Regions from separate parts of the Homo sapiens genome. Here region 1 is linked to region 2. A link is a contact called in ENCODE Hi-C or POLR2A ChIA-PET data. All regions are on one chromosome and are shown on one strand. Each heading gives the region's core, a stretch centred on a gene start or an enhancer-like site at or near the end of the contact. The rest is flanking DNA. Distances are from core to core; before and after follow the strand shown.

Region 1 (4,466 bases), core at 347-2,846, 760 kb before region 2:
CAGTGGCACAATCTTCGCTCATTGCAACTTCCGCCTCCTGGATTCAAGCGATTCTCCTGCCTCAGCTTCCCAAGTAGCTGGGATTACAGGTGCCTGCCACCACACTCGGACAGTTTTTGTATTTTTAGTAGGGGTTTCGCCATCTTGGCCAGGCTGTTCTCGAACTCCTGACCTCGAAGATCCCCCTGCCTCGGGCCCCCCAAAGTGCTGGGACTACAGGCGTGAGCCACCGTGCCTGGCCAGCTTTTTCTAACACTAAGCAGCAGCAACTGGCCCCCACCTCCCACCCACAAACCCAAGTCCCCAGGGGCAGCTTCTTAGTATGTATTCTCTGAAACAATCCCATGTAGAAGCTCTTTCCAATAAGCTAAATAATGAACTCCCACTTAAACACCATTCTAATTTACACCTAAATCACACAAGCATCCTCCTTCTAAGAAGACGTCATAATCGTTTTGAAAATCATTGCAAAATTCCCAAACTTGAAAAAAAAGAAAAAAAAAAGGGCAAGTGTCTGGCAATTGGATTATTGGTCTCTAAGACCACTCATCCTTTCAGAGGTATCCAGCATTGGATCCCTGGCCTGGCTTCAACTTCCAAGTAACTAAGATGTGTCCCATTAATAGCCCTTCCTCCTTTTCTCTCCTCACCTTCACTCCAACCGGCAGCAAACTGTCCCTACCCACCCGACCCACAGTTCCTTTGGAGGCAGCACAGATTTCCTGGCAGCCAGTCCCAGGGTCTTTCGTTGCTGCCCTCCTGTGACCTCTAGACATTGCTCTCCTGGGCCACATAGGATTTGTTTGTTCTGCACAGGTAGGGATGTCTGAAAAACTCGATTATTATTGTTATTATCACTATTACTACTACTACTATGACATAATTTTAAGCACTTACGTTCCGGACGCAGTTACTAAATGCTGAACCTGAATTGGTTCCTATAAACCTCGTTAAAAAACAAACAAACATCTCAGTGAAGCAGGTACTAAACCTACCCCCGCATCACAGGTGAGGACACCGACGCACAGAGCAGTTAGGCAGCTTGCCAGGTTCCCGACTTTTTCTATTTCTTTTTTTTTTTTTTTTTTTTTTGAGACGGAGTCTCGCTGTGTCGCCCAGGCTGGAGTGCAGTGGTGGATCTCGGCTCACTGCAACCTCCGCCTCCTGAGTTCAAGCGATTCTTGTGCCTCGGCCTCCCGAGTAGCTGGGATTACAGGCGCCTGTCACCAAGCCCAGCTAATTTTTGTATTTTTAGTAGAGAAGGGGTTTCGCCATGTAGGCCAGGCTGCTCTCGAACTCCTGACCTCAGGTGCTCTACCTGCCCTGGCCTCCCAAAGTGCTGGGATTACAGGCGTGAGCCACCGCGCCCGGCCTGGTCCCGAGTTAATCTACGGCAGGCCGCGGTTCGAATCCCGCTGGTGTGAGCCGCGGGCCGCGTAGTGCCGGCCCAGGGAACCGCTTTGTCCCCGACCACCGCTCGCGTGGCATCGCGCCCGAGGAAACTTGGATCGCTGGCGCCGCGGGCTACGTTCAGTGGTTGCCAGAGAGACACGTGACCGGCAGCGGGGGCGGGGCCTGCAGGGAGCCACGCCCCGCACAGTTAACAGACGGGCGCTCAGGGAGCTAGGGAGCTGTGAAGCTGCTGGAGGAGTTGGCGTCCGGGGAGCAAGGGCCATGGCCACCGTGCAGGAGAAGGCTGCTGCGCTGAACCTCTCGGCTCTCCACAGCCCCGCGCACAGGCCTCCGGGTAGGTGCCGAGGACTGCCGCCTGGGATGGCGCGGGGCGGGCTGGGGTGCGCGGGCTGGGTCCCGGCGCGGGGCGGGCGGCGTGGGGCGTTCGGCCGCCTGCGCCTGTCAACGGCCGGCTGGGCGAGCACAGCACAGCTGCGACCACTTGGCCAACGCCCCCGCCGAGCGGGCGGATCGAGTTCCTCTCTGGCTGGTGGGCTGCAAGCGGCAGAGCCCGCCCGCACAGCCCAGCTTTTTTCTTTCTACCCAGACTCTCAACTTGACCGCGCGTTGGTCTGTGCGCCCGCTAACGTGCCAGGCACGCGCCGGGGAGCTCCGGGATATGCTCCGCGGTGCTACCGGTGACAAGTGTGGTATCTGGAATTTGTGTAGTTCTTTGCCCCCTGTCTCAACCACAAACCTTGACGACACAGTATGGCCAGGGGCCGAGCTCCTCCCTTGCCCACTTTGTTCTCCAGACTGCTAGGAGTCAAGAGTCAGCTTGTCTCCCCAGACTCTTCCTGGGAGGGATGAGAGGTTTATGTGAGTTCTACTGGCAGGAATTTGGCATAAAAGGTATTTATTAACACTTTATGTATAAGCAGTATTTTAGTGAATAGAAGTTTTTGGCTAAAAAAACAGTTACATGAAATTAGGAGGGAAGTTGGCAAATTCTGCCACGGGCCTAATCGTGTCTTTTGGGGGCAGTTGATTTAGGATTCTGGTTTCTTTAAATGTTCAAACACATGAAGAGAATCGGATATCACTTCTAAAATGCTGGTTATAGCAGATCTACAACCCAGTTAATAGGGGTGACTCAGATAACTGTTAAGATACTCAGATAACCCTTGGCTTTTTTCTTTTGGTTAAGTTACAACTTTTTCCCCTTTCTGGAGCTCCAGTCTGGGATGTCGTAGGAATTAGTTCCCTTTCTGACAAAAGCCTTTCATTTGTAAAAACACCAACCAGTGAAACTGTGATTCCTTCCTCTGGGTCAAATGGGTGCTTCTCAGTGGCCCCACTCTTGTGTTTGACTTACTCACTAATGCTCATTTTAATCTTCAAAATGCTAACGACAGATTATGGTAGAGAACCATTTTTCACTTGTCCTTTTCTAAGAAAAATCATAATATTGACCTTAGTCTGCTTCCATGTAAAGGATTCAGGTAAGCACATAGTGGCCACATTGAGAATGTCTCCTTGATTTATGTTGTGAAGAGAAGACAAATGCTAAGACATTTGGGAATTTAAAACCAAATGACATTGAAAACAGTCTTGAGAAATCTTTTGGGCCCACTTACTCAGTGAAGGAAATTCCCAAATGTCACCTGCTTAAAATAAAAACATGGTACCCTGTTTTCTCTAATAGCTGAAATACCAATTCTGGAGCTTTGGGCATTTGTGAACAGGTTCTTAGATGGTGTAAGGAAGTATGTATTCAGAAATTAAGTAGATAACTCTCTAAGGGAAGAGTTGAAGTGCTGGTTATCAGGAATCAAAGGAACACTGTCCTCGGCACACTAGCTGCAGTGGACGGAGAGGGGCCCGCTGTTGTTCTCACTCGTTTTGCTTGCTACCGCTGGAATCCCGACCTGGTAACATTTGTTAGCCTTTCTTTCACCCTTTAGTTGCCTTGTCATAGTTCCAGTGAGCAAGGTAGTGGGAGCACACGGTTATTGGTTCTTTGCCATTCTCTTTCTGTGTGCTCTGGCAGGCAGCTTTGTACTTTTGTTTCTCCACCGATTAGTAACTCTCACTTACCTTAAAGGGGCTGTAATGACCAGGGACCTGATTTATGTACAAGAAATGAGATCTATATGCCAGTCTTCAGCCAGTATGTCAAAAACACTTGTCTTTTAATACGACAAACAAGAAAGTAGTCTGTTATCCTGTTATCCCTTTATACTGTAACCTAATTCTTTGAGTTTGCCTGGTATCACTTTTCCAGGGAGCTCAAAGTACTTCCCATATGCTGTCTCATTAATGTATGTGAATTAAAGCAGAGACCAATGTCTGCTTTTGCTGATAATTCTCGTAGATATTGTAAATTTTTCTTGTTGGTAGACTTCTTTTACCTACCTGCAGCCTTCTTTTCAGAGGCAATCGCAGTCTTCAGCATGACGCCTCTAATGCCAACTAGCAGGAAAATAAACTTTGGACTACCAGAACCAATATCCAGTAAAAGTGTTGTAATCTTGGGATCATAGTATAGAAAATTTTTCCACTCAGTCACAACTGTCAAGTTTTAACACCATAAACACAATTCTCTTTACATTTATCTATTAATATTTTCATGAGGTTTTGGTTACTATCCAACAAATGTCCTTTTTCTTTGTTGTCTTGACAATTCTTTGTGTGAGTAATATTTTAAAACCTCTTTTGAAAAAATCTTTCTTAAAATTCTCTTAAATCCTAAATGGTCTAGGATTTATAGATGTGTTATTTTCTGATGAAAAGTTAAATCCTCTGGTATGTGTCACATCTTGTCTTCTCATCTCCTGTTGGCCTTTATGTGATTGAATACTATTCAGAACTTGACATTATCATCCAGGTAGTAGGAGTAAATAAAAGGTAAACTCCTAAGGTTGGGGACTGTGTCCTCTGAGTTCAGAGGAAGGAAGAGGAAGAAAGATACCTCCCTTTTCTTTCTACTTTTAAAATAAAATTTTAGATTCACTAAATAGTATGGTCCATTTGTCATAATTAATGAACCAATATTGATACATATAATTATTAAC
Region 2 (4,193 bases), core at 1,524-4,023:
TCCTTTTCTGCCAAGCTCAGGAGATGCCCAAATTAACTTTTGTAAACATAGGAATCCCTCCAGTTTTGTGCATTCAGTTTCCATACCCTCTTCTTGATTCCTGTCCCTCCACTGCCCTAGGAGCTAAATGACATAAAAGAATCTGGAATATGCATGAAAGATGAATTCAATGCACATCGAGAGTGAAAACTACTGTTCTAGAGATTCTGATCCAGTCGGTTTGGACTGAGATCTGTACCTCAGGCATCTGTATGTTTAAAAAGTGCCACAGGCCATTCTGATGCACAGGTCATTCTGACGCACAGTGTGGCATTTATTCACTCCATTTCAGAATAAATCACTCTGAAATGGAGAGGGTATCAGATCATCTCAATTCAAACTAGGCAACTGATGCTACATGATTCCAGTGTACTAATCCAATCCAACCCAATCCAGTTCAGCAAATAATACCAAAAACTTCAGAGCTTATCACTAGACTAGACCCTTGACAAAATTGGGCTGTATGGTGCAGGAAAAAAGCTGCAATACACTGGATACTTTTCTGTAGATAAAATTCAAATGGTATTCAACTCAATTTATTTCCACAGACATTTACAGAGGGATCATGTCACTTCTGTTTAAAATTGTGATTACTACCTAAAGCATTTAAAGTAAACTCTTACTTCCTCACCTTGGTTCCCAAGGTCCTGCATGATCTCACCACCCTCATCTCATCACTGTCTGTGAGTCACTCCCTACCTCCAGCAACGCCAGCCTTCTGTATCTTCCACCAGGCCATGCTGTTGAACAGTACCGTTCAGCAGTCCCGTCAATCTCTGAACATACTTTTCCCTCTGCCAGAACTGCATATGCCCTGCTTCATATATGGCAGCTCCTTCCGATTTGATCACTTCTCACTTCCTATTCCTTAACAGAGCAATCTATTTCCTTCACAGCACTTAGTACCTCTTGCAATTATGCGCTTGCCCACTGGACTGTAAGCTCCATAAGAGTTGCCTTATCTGCGTTGTTCACTACTGTACCCTCAACACTTAACAGACTGGCACATAGCAAGCCCTCGGGGAAAAAAAAATCTTTGAATAGGAAGATAAGCAAGGCAGCCCTTACAATCAAGAAGCACGCCATCTACCTGACATGGCAAATCAATTCTGCAGGAAGAAGGTAGAGAGGGCATCTTCTCCACCTTGCCAAGTTGAGAAGAGGTAGGCAAGGCATTCCAGGCAAGGTCGAGAGCTTGAGCCACAGGAAAAAAAAAAAAAAAGAAAGTGCAAGTGTGTTGTATGCTGGCAGAGGTCTGATTTGGTTAGAATGGATGGTGCAAATGTGATAGTGGTGGAGAAATAAGTCCTGGAGGACCTTAGATATACAAGCCAGATGATAAGAGCTTTCAATGCCCCAGAAGTTTAGGTTATAGTCTATAAACATAGGGGTGTCACAGGTTTTAAGGAGAATGACAACCAGATGTGTCTTGGAAAGATTACTCTGGCAGCAATCAAAAGTTGGAGACTGTTAGTTAAATTGTAAGTATTTTCTAGAAAAATAAAATTGCTAGCAGGTACAGGTAGCGACCAGTACAGGTAGTGACCAAAAACTTGAGGTATCTCTCTATCACCACTTAGCTAGGCCAACAACTATCTGTAGCTCCAAGAAATCTGTATTTATAAAAAGACCTCTAATAACACAGGGCACAATCATCAAATGGCTAGAATCTAATGGTTAATCCAAACACAAAACAAATCTCGCCCACCTATCCTAAGAGGGCGACTTTGCATCCTCTGCAAATATATACGGTAGCACAGGAAACTCACAGCCATGCCACCCCCTGTCAAGGGTGTAAACAATCCTGACAGCTGGGGGGCGGGCTGGCAGCGCCATTTCTTCCACCACCCCAGACAGTCCCAAGTTCTGAAGAAACTGGGCATTGAACCACCCTTATCAGCAACCGGTGTTTATTTCTGGAACAGATGCTAGTAATGTGGGAAACCCAAGGTGTCCAGGAGAAAAGATAGTCACCGGTATGGCATCACCGGAAGTCAGTACCAAAACATAAAATCCAACATCGAACCGTAAGGAGCAATGCTGACAGCAAAACAATTCTCACGCACTGAAGTCCGAAAGTGAGCCCGGACAGCGATTCTGGCGCTGGGGAAGTCGCGCCAGGGGAGTAAGGGGTTGCCTATCTTCTCCTCTCGCTCACCCACCTGCCCACCCCGGCGCCAGACTCCGCAGGCCCCGGACCCAGCAGAGAAGAGCGCCTGGCCGGGACAGGGGCTTTTACACAGCAGCAGGGACTGACCCCAACCGGGCGGGCACCTGCGGGGCCAGCGGGGGTCCGCGGAGCGCGGCGGTGCGGCACGAGGGCCACTACCTCCTTCTCTTGCAAGTGGGCCTCACCGAGGCCTGGGAGAGAGATATCTCGTCGCTTCTCATACCTGGGCCCAGGACAGGAGGAAGACTCAGGGCGAGGCCCTTTCCGCCCCCGTCTCGCCCCGGTCCCCGGTGGCTCCGCAGGATGAGGGCGGCCCTGGCGTCACCTTCTGGTGTCGCGGAAGCTCGGGTCCTGTCAGCGGCCCCGACCCCCTTTCCCCCTGCCTCACCGCCTCCTCTCCCCATGCCCCCACCCCTGCCATGCGTGTCGTCCCATTACTTGATTAGATCCCGATAGTCCAAAAAGGATAAGATGAGGAGCAGGGGATCGGTGGGCAGCGACTCTAGGGTCAGCGGCGCCGTCTCGGTCTCCATGGCCGCCATCTTGCCTGGCCCGGTGCAGGTCTGGCCCCGCCCTGGCCCCGCCCCTGCCCCGCCCCCACCAGCGCCCGAACCGCCCCCAGCCGCTCTCACAGGTTTGTTATGTAACCGCCGGGCCAGCCCCGCCCTCAGGGTGGGCTGAGGTGCGGCTCCCTGGAGACCCCGCCCGCTAGCCGGGAGCCAGCGGCGCAGTGCGAGTTCAGCCCGCTTTCTTCGCGCTCCGCGTCAAATCTCTCCAGCTCTGTTCTCGCATCCCGGTTCGTAAACTTGCCCAGCCCGGGACCCTTTTGTTGCCAAATCTGCCTCGGTCTGCCCAACTCCTCCTGCGAAATTTTACACTCAGTATGCAGGAAGCCTCGCTCAAAATCTGACACTCCTCCACGCCCTTGGTCCCCAAATCCATTCCTTCTCTTTGTTTTCCAACCCGAGAACCCCTCGTTTTCCCCGCTCAGCCTTCCCCACCCCGCTTGTCCCCCGCACACAGCAGGGCCGCTCCGAGACTTGTCCACTCAGCAAGAGCAGAGCTGAGAATCAGCCAGGGACGCCAGCTGAAGGCCCTTCTCCCAAATTAAGGAAATAATTGTTGAGGGCTTAACTTCACGCCCCTCCCCGCCTTCCTAAGTAAAATGTGTACAAGGAGTGAGTCTGAGTCTCAGCCGCTGTCCCTTAATTTGGTTATCATGGCTATTTTCAGCCTATTAGGGCAATGCAAAGGGTACAGTGTGGATTTTTTCCAGCTTTAAAATTTATTTTGGCCAGGGTTTAGATCCCGCAGAGTTAAGTATCCCGCGTGTGAAGGGATGAACTGAGACTCCCAGAGGGCATAACTGATGGAGGCACGAAGATGTCTGCTCTTCAGCTTTGCCAAGGTGATATTAAAATGAGAGTGGGGGAAGTATAATGGGTCCATACATCACTTGCCTGATTTCTTCTTTTCCATTGCTTTTCCAAAGGTAGTATGGTGTAAGGGGCTTTGGGGAATCCAGACAGACCTGGACTTCACACGCCCGTCATTTATTTCACTACTAGTGAAATGCTGGCGTAGTTACGCCTAAGTTCTCTGAGACTGTCCCTCATCTCTAAAACCACCCCTCCTCTGGTGAACTAAGGATGGCGATAACGCTTTATGTAAAGTGCCTGGCCAGATACTCAATAAATGTTAATTTTCCAAGCTTATACATGCATCAGTCACTAAGTTCTCCAAACATTTCCATATCCTGGAGAAAGTTTCTCTCAATTATTTGGAAGAGTGGAAGTGATATGCCCCGCCCCAAAAAAATCCATTTCCTCCATTCTTCATACCATTAATGCCTTCTATTTATGGTTTTGCTTAATAGTTATAACCCCTGCCACCCAGCCAACAAAACAGAACAACAGCAACAAAAAACTCTGCCTACATCTCTGTGCTTCCAAATTGTTTATGCATATGCTTAGAAGAACATTTA

What was found. A loop is a pair of places that touch in the nucleus more often than their neighbours do. ChIA-PET counts read pairs that join two places held with the same protein, here RNA polymerase II (POLR2A). Pooled maps may share reads with other maps.
Region 1: a loop to region 2 is called in a pooled map, with 3 times the contacts of the local background. The contact joins the promoter of DEPDC7 here to the promoter of FBXO3 in region 2. A Hi-C loop is called at or near these places in 8 of 50 pooled maps. POLR2A ChIA-PET finds 5 or more read pairs at or near these places in 2 of 52 experiments (HEK293 and OCI-LY7).

The regions. Positions count from the first base shown.
Region 1 is chr11:33,014,282-33,018,747 of GRCh38, forward strand. It overlaps DEPDC7 (DEP domain containing 7), which reads left to right and starts at 1,597. Exons shown (of 9, transcript NM_001077242.2): 1 at 1,597-1,747. The coding sequence starts at 1,675. It overlaps LOC105376615 (a long non-coding RNA gene), which reads right to left and starts at 1,509. Exons shown (of 4, transcript XR_931167.2): 1 at 996-1,509. RefSeq lists silencers at 1,442-1,491, 1,812-1,871.
Region 2 is chr11:33,771,747-33,775,939 of GRCh38, forward strand. FBXO3 (F-box protein 3) reads right to left here and starts at 2,774. Exons shown (of 11, transcript NM_012175.4): 1 at 2,648-2,774. The coding sequence starts at 2,751. It overlaps FBXO3-DT (FBXO3 divergent transcript), which reads left to right and starts at 2,953. Exons shown (of 3, transcript NR_120550.1): 1 at 2,953-3,005; 2 at 3,508-3,617; 3 at 3,702-3,924. RefSeq lists silencers at 617-911, 2,237-2,306, 2,767-2,866 and an enhancer at 1,788-2,288.